2 separate regions of the Homo sapiens genome follow, and region 1 is linked to region 2. A link is a loop called in an ENCODE intact Hi-C map of the cell type or tissue named here. Cell type or tissue: Caco-2. All regions are shown on one strand. Each heading gives the region's core, and the rest is flanking DNA. Links, peaks and the distances in the headings are about the cores only. Region 1 overlaps BTBD3-AS1 (BTBD3 antisense RNA 1). Region 2 has its middle 48 kb from the start of BTBD3-AS1.

Region 1 (5,387 bases), core at 294-5,293, 54 kb after region 2:
ATTCTTCTGATTAGGCCCCAAATGTCAAATTCTAGGATTGAGGTGTGCAGACAGCCAACTGAGAGGGACCAAGATATTCTCTGGAAAGGAAGCGCCAGCCCCAATTATTTTAAAAGATAATGACAGTGATGATTTCGGCAGGAAAAATAAGGAATTAAAAAATGTCAACTATGAAGCAGATAATCACTTAGTACTTTTAAATGGTCTACTTCACAATTGTATTTCAACAAATTAGCAATGTAGCATGGTAAAATTAGCAACCAATCTAGTTCAGTCCTGGCTGGGCCACTTAAAATAGAGAAAGGCGAGTATTTGAACAAATCATTTAGCCTTTAAGGGCCTCAGTTTTCCTCAGCTATAAGATGAAAGAGATTCACCCAGAATGAATGTTTTTCAAACTTTACACTCAATCCACAGTAAGAAATGCATTTTATATTCTGACTTAGTACTAAACATAAACACACATACAGGCATACAAATGGAAAGACATGGCTCAAAAAACAAAACCTACTCTTAGCATGTTATGATATACACTCTGATATTTTCTATTTTCTTCTTTCTTCTTTTCTTTTCAATGTTGGTCATAATCCATTCAACTGATCTCATGACCACAGTTTAAGAAACACTGGTCTAGGTTATTTCTAAGGGCATTTAAGGTTTAACACACTAGGTTCTTTTCTTTTTTTTTTATTTTATTATTATTATACTTTAAGTTTTAGTGTACATGTGCACAATGTGCAGGTTAGTTACATATGTATACATGAACATACTAGGTTATTTTCTATCAAGAATTCAGACTAGGGACCACCAGATGATGGCAAGTTCATGAAACTCCTCAAGCTGTCGGTGAAATTGGCAGTATGTGTGCATTTATTTTTCTAGAAAGAGAAGCCATGGCTTTCATCTGCCATGAGTAATTGCAACCCAAAATACAATAAAATGTTAGGGTTAAAATGTTATAAAACTATAAGATTGATTTGAATATACAAAATTTTGGTATCACTTTATTCTTTCATTTCTATAGTCTACTACATTAAATACAAATTATGGCTTCTTTTCCTCCTTGATTAAACATAAATAGTTAAAACTCCATCTGTTGAGTCTGTAACCCAGAAACATCACCCACTGGGTTGAAGGGTAAAAAAGGATAGCAGCCTGATGTCTACTGCTACATTTTACTCCTAAAATTTCTTTCCAATAGGCATTTTATCACTTGTTTCTACACTTCCTGAATTTTAGAGCTGTCTGCCCTAATGAGGTAAATAGGCCAAGAAGTCCATCAAGTTTGTATGAAAGTATTCCCAAAATAAAACATACTGACTATGCAGTGTATTAGGTGTTGGGCATACGGCGGTGAGCAAGACTAGAAACCAAACTTAAAAAGTTAGCTAATAATAGTGTGTTTCAGTTGATTTTATAATTGCCAGAAAGCTGAATCACTGTTAACCTATTTCCATTCAATTCCCAATAATAACAAAATTATCCACAGAATTTAAGCTCACTTAGATCATCCTTTTCACCACTGGAAGGTTTGTCAGCAATCCTACCTTTATTTAATACAATCTGACATATTCACTTTGCAGACCTGAATGAGGTTTGAAACTGAACGGGACTCCAGAAATCATTTAATGCAACTCTTTTTTCACAGGTATGGCAACTGGTGTCAGAAGTATAAGGGGTTTGTGAAAATTCCACAGTAAAGAAGTGGGGCAACACCTGGACTACGAGGCGGATCTCCTGGCTTGTCATGTTGTTTGCTTCATTCACTCTAATATTCACTCACAGTAATTACCTCACACACTTACAGAATGCTCAATTGTCATATTTCTAATCTACTTTAAAAGAAGAGCTTTCTTTTAAAGTTTACAAAGATGAAAACCATGAACATATGTAGTCTGCACCCCTGTAGGGGCACACTACAGGCAAGAATGCTGAAAGGATACTTGTGGAATGAGATGGAAGGAAGGAACTGCAGTGAGGACGCTGCTCAAAAACAGAAGAGGCTCTCCAGGTAAAATAAAGTTAGAAACCAGCTATTCACGGTTAACACCAACTTCTATGTCAACAACTAATAATGCTGGCAACTCTTGTTTAACTTGCTCTAACTCTGGACTCCTTGTCTGGACTTGTACATGGTTTACTACAAGGCCGCTAAAAAGCAACAGCAGTGAGGTTAACAGAGGTTTAAACAAGGTAAGGTAGACTGAAGAAATACCTATCACTTCCAAAAATGATTAACATAACCTAACAGAGGAGAGTAGTTTAATCTGGTAAGTTATGAGGGAATAGTGTTTTGTTTTTGCTTATTTGTCCCTTCAATACTGAGCAAAAATTATGCTTTTGATTTGGGAGGTAAAAAGATAAGCAACAAAATGTTGGCAGTCCCCAAAGTCAGCAGAAGCTGCTGGAAAACAGACTATATATGCTTTCTAAATTTGGAAATAAATATGGAGTCAAGCGCTGGAAGCATAGCATAGCTAAAAAAGCAAGAGCTAACAACAAGTGACCTTAAGGTCAGTATTTGTGAGCCTCATTTTCCACATCTGCCAAATGGGGTAATTAGACCCAGCTTCTCCCTCAGGTTTATTGTGAAGGCAAGATTATATGTTTTGTGAAAGCACTTTAGTTAAAAACAGTCTACAAAGGTAAGTTCTCACCATTAGCAGCAATTGTGCCCAAAGCAGGAAACGTTTGTGATGCAATCATCTAAAACACAAAATCTCAAAGATTAATCTAGCTCCTCATCCTTGTACTCTTTTCAGACTGCACAGCTACTGACATTTCATCCTATCTGCAGGCTTCCTCTAGCCCCACCTATGGGCCAAGCAGGTCCCATTTTGCTGTGAATCTGATTTTGCAGGGAAGGTTCAATAATAAGCAAGATTTGTGCTGTGCACTGTGATCCGGTCCACACCCAATGTCCAAATCCCACAGTGTTATTTCCAAACCTGCACTTGAACCCACACTTCAGGCTGGGTGCCCATTGTGGACTTCAAACCTCCATGAGGCCACCTGTTGGCTGATTCACTGCTGTGCCCACTTCCTGAGACAGCCTCCTGCAAGGAGCCCATCTAGCCACCCAGCCATATCTCACTAGCAACTCAATTTGGCCTCTCTCGACAATGACCCAGTTTGAATTCCAGCACCAAGGTTGATAACTAAGGCCAAGTATTTGGCCAAGGCATACCTCAGTGCTGTCCACAGTATAAGGTTCATGGTCAGTTTCATTAAGCCACCTTTTCACCACACAGAGCTCCAGTTAACCTTGAATTGTACTTTAGATTTGGGGTGAGCGGGGGGTGGGGAGGAATGCCCAAAGGTAGAATGTGGTAATTCTTAGAAGGCAGGGAACGATGATTCTTTTTAAAATTCCATATGGCACTTACCATGACATTTGACGATTATAGCTCTTACATACACACTGTGTCTCAGTGTGCACCTTGTTTGGAATACTAAACTACTCATCTAAATCCCAAATTATTCTCTTCCATACATTAAGTGATCTTGAAAAGGGGTATATAAAGTTTACCAGGAGATACTCTGAAGATGGCTATTTAAAGGAATATTATAATTTCTTTTGTAAAGTTGAAGATACTTCAATAAAAAAAGGCAACCAATTGCTAAGTTTTACATACTCTAGATCAAGTTTGTCCAACCTGCGGCCCTGCAAGAGGCCTAGGATGGCTTTGAATGCAGCCTCAAACAAATTCGCCACCTTTCTTAAAACATTATGAGATTTTTTTTTTCTGCAATTTTTTTAGCTCATGGGCTATCCTTAGTGTTAGCATACTTTATGTGTGGCTCAAGACAATTCTTCCAACATGGCCCAGGGAAGCCAAAAGGTTAGACAACTCTGCTCTAGATGATCTCATGGTACATTTCCTCAGGTGTATTGACTACATGATCGCCTATCTTTTCCAATTATAGGTTTCTAGGATTTAAAAAATCTGTATAATATTTGCCAGAAATAGTTATTTACTTAATATAATTTTCTTTACATTTTAATATGATTATGACCAATACCCAACTAAAACTCTGTGTACATATGTAAGTGCCATATTTTATGGACTGTAGATTCCTTGTGCCTCCCCCACCCTCGCCACTTTAACATCTCTGAAACTGGTTTGTGTCTTTTAATTGATGCCATCTCATGAGTGTAACTATTAGGCTTTTTTTTTTCCTTTCTTAGCAGTACATAAAGTAATGGCATGTCTTACACCTGATGGCACCCTACAGTCAGTGAAATACGGTAAAATTTGTACAATTCAACAGAAAGAAAGAAATCTTTTTTTTAGGTTGCTTAATTATTTCCTTAACCAGGCAAGATGATGGCTCAGAATTCTGGCTGAACTACATTAGAATAATTGAGCTTTCATCAAGTAGTTATTTGATAAAGTATATAATCACAATTCTCAATTGAGACTGCTACTATGACAACCATTGATATGGTAGAATATCTAGATGGAAATCTCAAAATGAGAATTTGCATTGCCAGGACTGGTAAGAGTTCCAGCATTAATATAATGCATTTCTAGTATTTTCTCATGCCACACAATTGTACATAAAATGTACATAAAACTGATCAGTATAAGCCTGTAACTCTCTGGGTAATATTTGCTAAAGATATTTTATCAATCAATTCAAGATTTATTAACTTACAACTACTTTATACATAGGTTAAATATGGAGCTAAATGACTCATTAGAAGATATTGCTTACTTTCAAACAAATAGAATCCATATTAAAATGTTAGCTTAAGAGAGAGAAACATTATCATAATACAATGATCCCAATATATATATATGACTTTCTACTAGGTACTTGAAAATAGTCTATCCAAAGAAAAGTAAAATCAAGGCTCAGGAGGTCCCTTTCAAAAAGGCCTGAATGGGGCTGTTCCAACAAAGGACTTCAATCAATCCTACTGGGAATGCTGGAATGGAACAACCTCACCCAACCATTGCTGTGGCTTTCTCCAGGTCATTTGTTGGCTTTAAATAACAGAAGAAGAAAATAATATGTTTCGGTCAAAGAAAAAGGAAAGTGTTTCCAAAGATATGTTTTACTTTGGCTAGTATTAGTTTTTTTTGTTTTTTTTTCTGATATTCGAAAGATAGTCACCAAGAACATCTCCTCCATCAGATCATCAAAGTCCAAAAGCTTCTCTCACATATTAACCAAAGAGTATCTTGTTCTATTTGGGAAAAACACCTTTTCCAAGAACACATGGGACGGGAAGAAAGAATCCAGACAACTCCCAAATCACCAGATATTCTACATCAGTCCTGATTATTAGTGAGGTTCCAAGTATCACAGCCAAATTTCCCCAACATCCACAACTAAGTTCTATACCTTTAGTCACTCAGTGCTTAGAAATAAACACTGCT
Region 2 (5,387 bases), core at 282-5,281:
CATATCCCAACCTCCTAGGAGCTTTCAAAACCCCAGTGCCCAACTCTTGCTTCACGCCAATTATATCTGAATGGCGAGGCAAGGGAGCCAGGCATCAATTTTGTTTTTGTTTGTTTTTTTGTTGTTGTCATCATTGTTTTGTTGTTTTTTTGAAGATTTCCAGGGGGTTCCAACGTGCAGCAGTGTTTGGGAACCACTGGCAAAACAGTTACGAGCGCAGACCTTGGGGTCAGACTTGGGTTTGAATCCTGGCTGTATGACTTGCCAGCTGTGTGACCTTGGGCAGGCTACTTAAACTCTCTGTGCCTCAACTTTCTTATAAAATACTGCATTTTACAAATAATAATAGTATTTAACTCAGAGTTTTTATGAGGATTAAAGGAGCTAGTCCTTGCAAATTATTTAGGTCAGTTTCCAGTGTTTGATAAGTGCTATAAACATTAGTTAAAAAGAAAAATACACATACCGAGTTCATCCCTGCCTCGGCCTTTTGCTCTTGCTGTTCTCTCTGTCTGGACCTCCCTCTTTCTGACTGTCATGTGTAACAGGCAGTCACCTACCTACCTTAGTTATACTATGTCTTAGTGTCCTTTTCCCTCTCATACCTTCAGTGTAGATTTATTACATGTATTTTGGTTGTTTCCTCCAGTGGAATGTAAGCCCTAGGAGTTCAGGATCTGCCCTGTCTCTAGAACAGTCCCTGAGTAAATGAGACACTGATGGAATGTGAAGATTGAGATGGATTTAATTCCTTAGGAACATACAGAAAAGACGTTAGGATAAAAAGGTCCATGCTTTTGAATAGAGACCTTTCTACAGACCACCAAATGCTGATGTTGCCGATAGATGCTTGGGGTTTACTGTGGATGAGACATCATGACTGCGAAGAGATACAGGTATTAGCATCCCCAATTAAACCTTGTGTAATAAGAGACTTGCTTATAAACAAGAAAGCTTGCCTCTCCCTGAAAATCTAGACCTGCTGAGATTCTGCAGCACATAATTGCCTCATTTGAATTCTCTCAGTAACTAGTTCTTATCTATTTTATTTAGTTTAAAGCTTAATTATCTATTTTCATTTCTATAAATTGCTCCCTCCCCAACCAGGGTCTCCAGTTCTTCCTCACTGTTGGGGAATGATAAAATCATCTTCAAGAATTTTAAACTGGATGAGACGCATCAGGGCCTGGTGGTGAAGAGATTTATATTCTATGTAGATAACATTGTGGAGATTTGCAATGCGGTTCCATAGGTACCAGAGCAGTCTCTGTGTATCTCATTAGGATTCGACATTTCCATTGATGTTAAATTATCGTATACATGTGTTCCATTTCATGGAAGAGAATATTTCCTAACCTGGAACCCCACATCATCCTGAGTGTGATCTGAATTACAAAGTTGCCTCCCTTCACAGAAGATGCGCTATGGATTCCTGCAGACTTCAGCTCCCACCCATGCATGCTTCAGATCGTAGCTACAAAGTAGCTGATGGTGGAGCTGGGACTGAGGAACCTAAATCCATCCTCAGCTGAAGAGTGTAAAGTCTATGAGGTTTTACTGAAATTGCTGAACTACTTATTTATAATAATGTTTTAGAAACAAATATGTGACAATTTAAACTTTTCTCTCCAATTCACAATAACAGGCAACACAGGCAACATGGCCCACACAGACAAGTTTCTTCTTCTTTTTTCATTTTTATTTTTTTGAGACAGTCTCACTCTGTTACCAAGGCTGGAGTGCAGTGGAGCAGTCATGGCTCACTGCAGCCTTGACCTCCCGGGCTTAAGTGATCCTCCTCCTTCAGCCTCCCCAGTAGCTGGGGCTACAGTCACATACCACTATGTCTGAATAATTTTTTAATTGTTTTGGTAGAGACTGGGGTCCTACTATGTTTTCCAGGCAAGTGTCAGACTCCTGGGCTCAAGTGATCCTCCCATCTTGGCCTCCCAAAGCCAACTATCAATAGTTTCTCCTACAGGTTTGTGGCAGGCTTGGCTGAATTAACCAGAGGAAACATAACACAGTGTCCCCAGTCTTCAGCCCAGGCTCTACCCTCCTGGACCTCCCCCATCTACAGTGTCCAGGACAATGATCCTTCTTCACCTTTAGACTCAAATACCTGGAGACTCTCAGACTCTCAGGCATCAAGATAAGGGTCTGGGAAGCCCACCATTTGGCTCAGTACCTCATGGACAACATTCAGTGGGAACTGAAAACCAAAATAGGTTTCGGGTAGAAAATATGATGTCTGACAATTTGTCAGACAGTCACATTTGAAATTTTTAACTGGAATTTTGCTGTGGAAGGTTGCCTAGCAGATGTCAACCAGGCAATACCATTCTTACCTCTGTTTGTTATTCTTACCTTTGTTTGTTATTACTCACTGAGAGTCCAGGGCTCCGTCCCTAAGAGGCCACCAAGAGATATTGCTATTGACCTAAATGTTGACCCATGGTTAGAGATTACATCTTGATCTCTCAGCTGCTTTCTGCTCTGCATGCATTTTGAGGATTTTGTCTGCATTTCTAGATTATGTGTTTGCCCACCAGGCTAAACGATCTCTGGGCCTCTTTCCTTGCCCCACATGACTACTATGTGGTGCCATTTCAGTCTCAGACATCTAGATCAGTACCTCCCAAAGTTTAATATGCACACAATCACCTGGGGATGTTTTAAAATGCAGATTCTGATTCAGGAGGTGGGAGACGGCACCTGAGACTCTGCATTTCTTCCAGGCTCCAGGAGGTGCAGCGCTGCTGATGGAAACCACACATTGAACAGCACATATCCATGGCTTCTGTAGTCTCTGTCCCCAAACCCATCAAAATCGAGTCATAAAAAAATAACTTTTTTGATTATAATGGTTCAAATGAGAGAGGAGGGTTGGTGTGTTTTCATTCCAGGCATATTTTTCATTTTATAAGAGGAAGAATGCTTCACCAAAGGACTGATGTCAGCTTGTGAAATTCTGGTGCTGGAGGTGGTTTGAGTTGGGCCCAGGGGACTTCCTTCTCAAATCATCTGAAATCCTGATCATTGTCTATATCTCGAGGCCCCACTTACATTGAGCAGTGCCCAGGCAGGAGGCCAGTGCTGGAAGCATACATCTGTGTGGCTGAAGCACATGCAAAGCGGAGGTAGGGGTTCCAGGGTGAGGGGACACAAGGTCTTTCTCCCCGCACAAAATAAACTGTAGATTTGTGCTGTGGGTTTTCCTTGTCAGGACCACAGAGCAGGAAAGTGCACATAGTCACCTCTTCTCCGGGCTTAGCTGACCATAAATTTTGCTTCGAGACCAGTTCCTTACAGACACATTACCAGCAGAAAAGGTGTCAGGTGGCAGGAAATGGTTAAAATTAACTCATTGCTTTATCATCCAATGCAGTGGATGGGGAGAGTATACATGAGGCTTCCCAACTGCTTTTCTCCTTTTTATTCTTCTTAAGGATCATTTTATTTATAGTTGGGAAAAAATAATTATCTACAGCTGGATGTCTCAACTGCAGGGCACTTAAGGCAGCACTTCCACCCACCAGGTGGCTCCTCGCTGAGCAGTTCCCTGGGAGAGAGTGCCTGGCCCTCTTCTCCTCAGCCCCATATCCTCCCAGCACTGTTTAATCTTGAGAGGATTCAGGTTATCAGCCAATGACCTTCCACACAAGCCTTCTATGACTTGTCTGGGATCATTAGATTAATTTCTTCATTCCTTGCACTATCAAGTAAGAGAATTTAAAAGACAAATAGCTCCCCTTTGAGTCCTTCTTGGAATTCTGAGAGATGGACCCTCTGGAGGGATTCGTTTGGCAGAGTGCTTTGTAGCTATGAAGCTCCAGACAGATTCACATTGGAATCCTAGTCTGCAGGTTCCTTAACTTTTTAGTTTCCTCATCTGTATAGTGTGGATGATCATAATGCCACTCCATTGGTGTAGAGATTAAACAAATGCATGCAAAGAATTTACTCACATGTCTGAGCAAAGGAGGTATTCAGCAAACAGGAGCAATTATTAGATGGGTGGTGGCGAGGGATGGATAAATCAGAACCACAGAATTAAAGCAGTAAGAGTCCTTGGAGGTCATCCAGGCAAGTGCATTGCAAAGTTTAAGAAGCATAAGAATCACCTTGAGACTAGATTTCTGGCCCCACCCAGAGATGATTGGATTCAGTAGGTCAGAAGTAGTGCCATGAATTTGTGTATCTAACAAGCTCACCAGGTGATGTTTTTAGTACCATGTAGCTCAACCCATCCTTTTCCTGATACAAAAATACCTCTTCTTACCACTCAAGTTCCTGTAAAATCACTTGGAAGTTCTATTGGACAACTCCTAAGGCAGATGAAGAAAGGAAATGAATCCTTGCTGGTGACCTATAATGAGTTAAGAGCTTTAAATATGTCACTCTGTCCTCACAATAACACGTAATTACCTAGAGTTGTTCCTACTTTTTGCTTGTTTATTTCTTAAGATGAAACTGAGGCCAAAAATAACTTAGGTGCCTTAGACACTGCCATTGAGTAAGAATTTGAACCCAGTCTCTGAGGCCTAAGTTCTTGAATCAGTGATGTTCAATCATATCTGGGAACCCCTACCTCACACCACCTTTTGTTGTTAGACAACTCTAAAAAGTTAGGATACATATTTGTTTGTATACTGAGCTGCAATCTACCTCCATGGTCCTAGTAATGGCTTCTGGATCTTCCACGGAATAGAAAAGGACTTAATATCATTTGGTTAGAGACAGGACAATCATTTACTTTATTGCATGATGGCATAATGGTTAAGTATATAGCCTGCAATGTAGAGTTTCTGGGCTCAAATTTTGACTCTCCTGCTTCTTGCTATGTGACTTGGACAAGTTTCTAACTCCTCTGTGCCTCAATTTTCTCAAACCTGTAATATAGGACTAGTATTAATACTTTCATTAGAATCTTGTTGGGAGGAGAAAACAGGAAAATGCATGTACAGAGTGATACAGTAATTTTGGCTTTCATAATTTCAATCCATAAAGCCCTTTAAAGTCCTCACAAAGCCTCCAGTAACTGTAGATCTTAAAAATTAGGTCAGATTTTTTCCTACTTATGATATGAATACATTTAGCAGTGTCTTTTTAAAAAACTTCACTGATGATTAGAAGTACTCGGTAAAAAAGAATGTCAAAGGTAAGTGTGCATTTCATAAGCAAGAGACCTGTGTTAAACCAACCAAGGTGATGCAGAATTATTTTGTTTTCTTGCAGAGGTGATTCTGCTTCTTTTACTTGAAGGCAGAGAGATGGAGTCATTTGTGGCACTAAATTAGCCTCTTCATGTAAGTCCCAGCCAGAAGCCTCCTAAAATTCCAGGAGAACCAAAAAAGGTAGAAAGATCAAAATTACCTAATAATTAA

The links. Hi-C counts contacts between places; a loop is a spot of excess contacts. Peaks named below come from ENCODE experiments on the same cell type or tissue, not always from the same donor. Only the 100,000 strongest peaks of a DNase experiment are listed, where the experiment ranks them.
Region 1: a loop joins it to region 2, with 2.0 times the contacts of the local background. A loop is called at or near these places in 1 of 110 quality-filtered maps.

What each region holds. Positions count from the first base shown.
Region 1 is chr20:11,909,938-11,915,324 of GRCh38, reverse strand. BTBD3-AS1 (BTBD3 antisense RNA 1) reads left to right here. Exons shown (of 3, transcript NR_186407.1): 2 at 1,649-2,011; 3 at 4,818-5,387. It also overlaps a transcript of BTBD3 not described here. Among named protein-coding and RNA genes, the nearest start is that of BTBD3, 5.3 kb to the left of the region's middle. In Caco-2, for the core only: a CTCF peak has its summit at 2,788; a DNase peak (open chromatin) is centred at 2,823.
Region 2 is chr20:11,963,963-11,969,349 of GRCh38, reverse strand. No RefSeq gene overlaps it. Among named protein-coding and RNA genes, the nearest start is that of BTBD3-AS1, 48 kb to the right of the region's middle. In Caco-2, for the core only: no CTCF peak of the experiment used is centred there; a DNase peak (open chromatin) is centred at 2,435.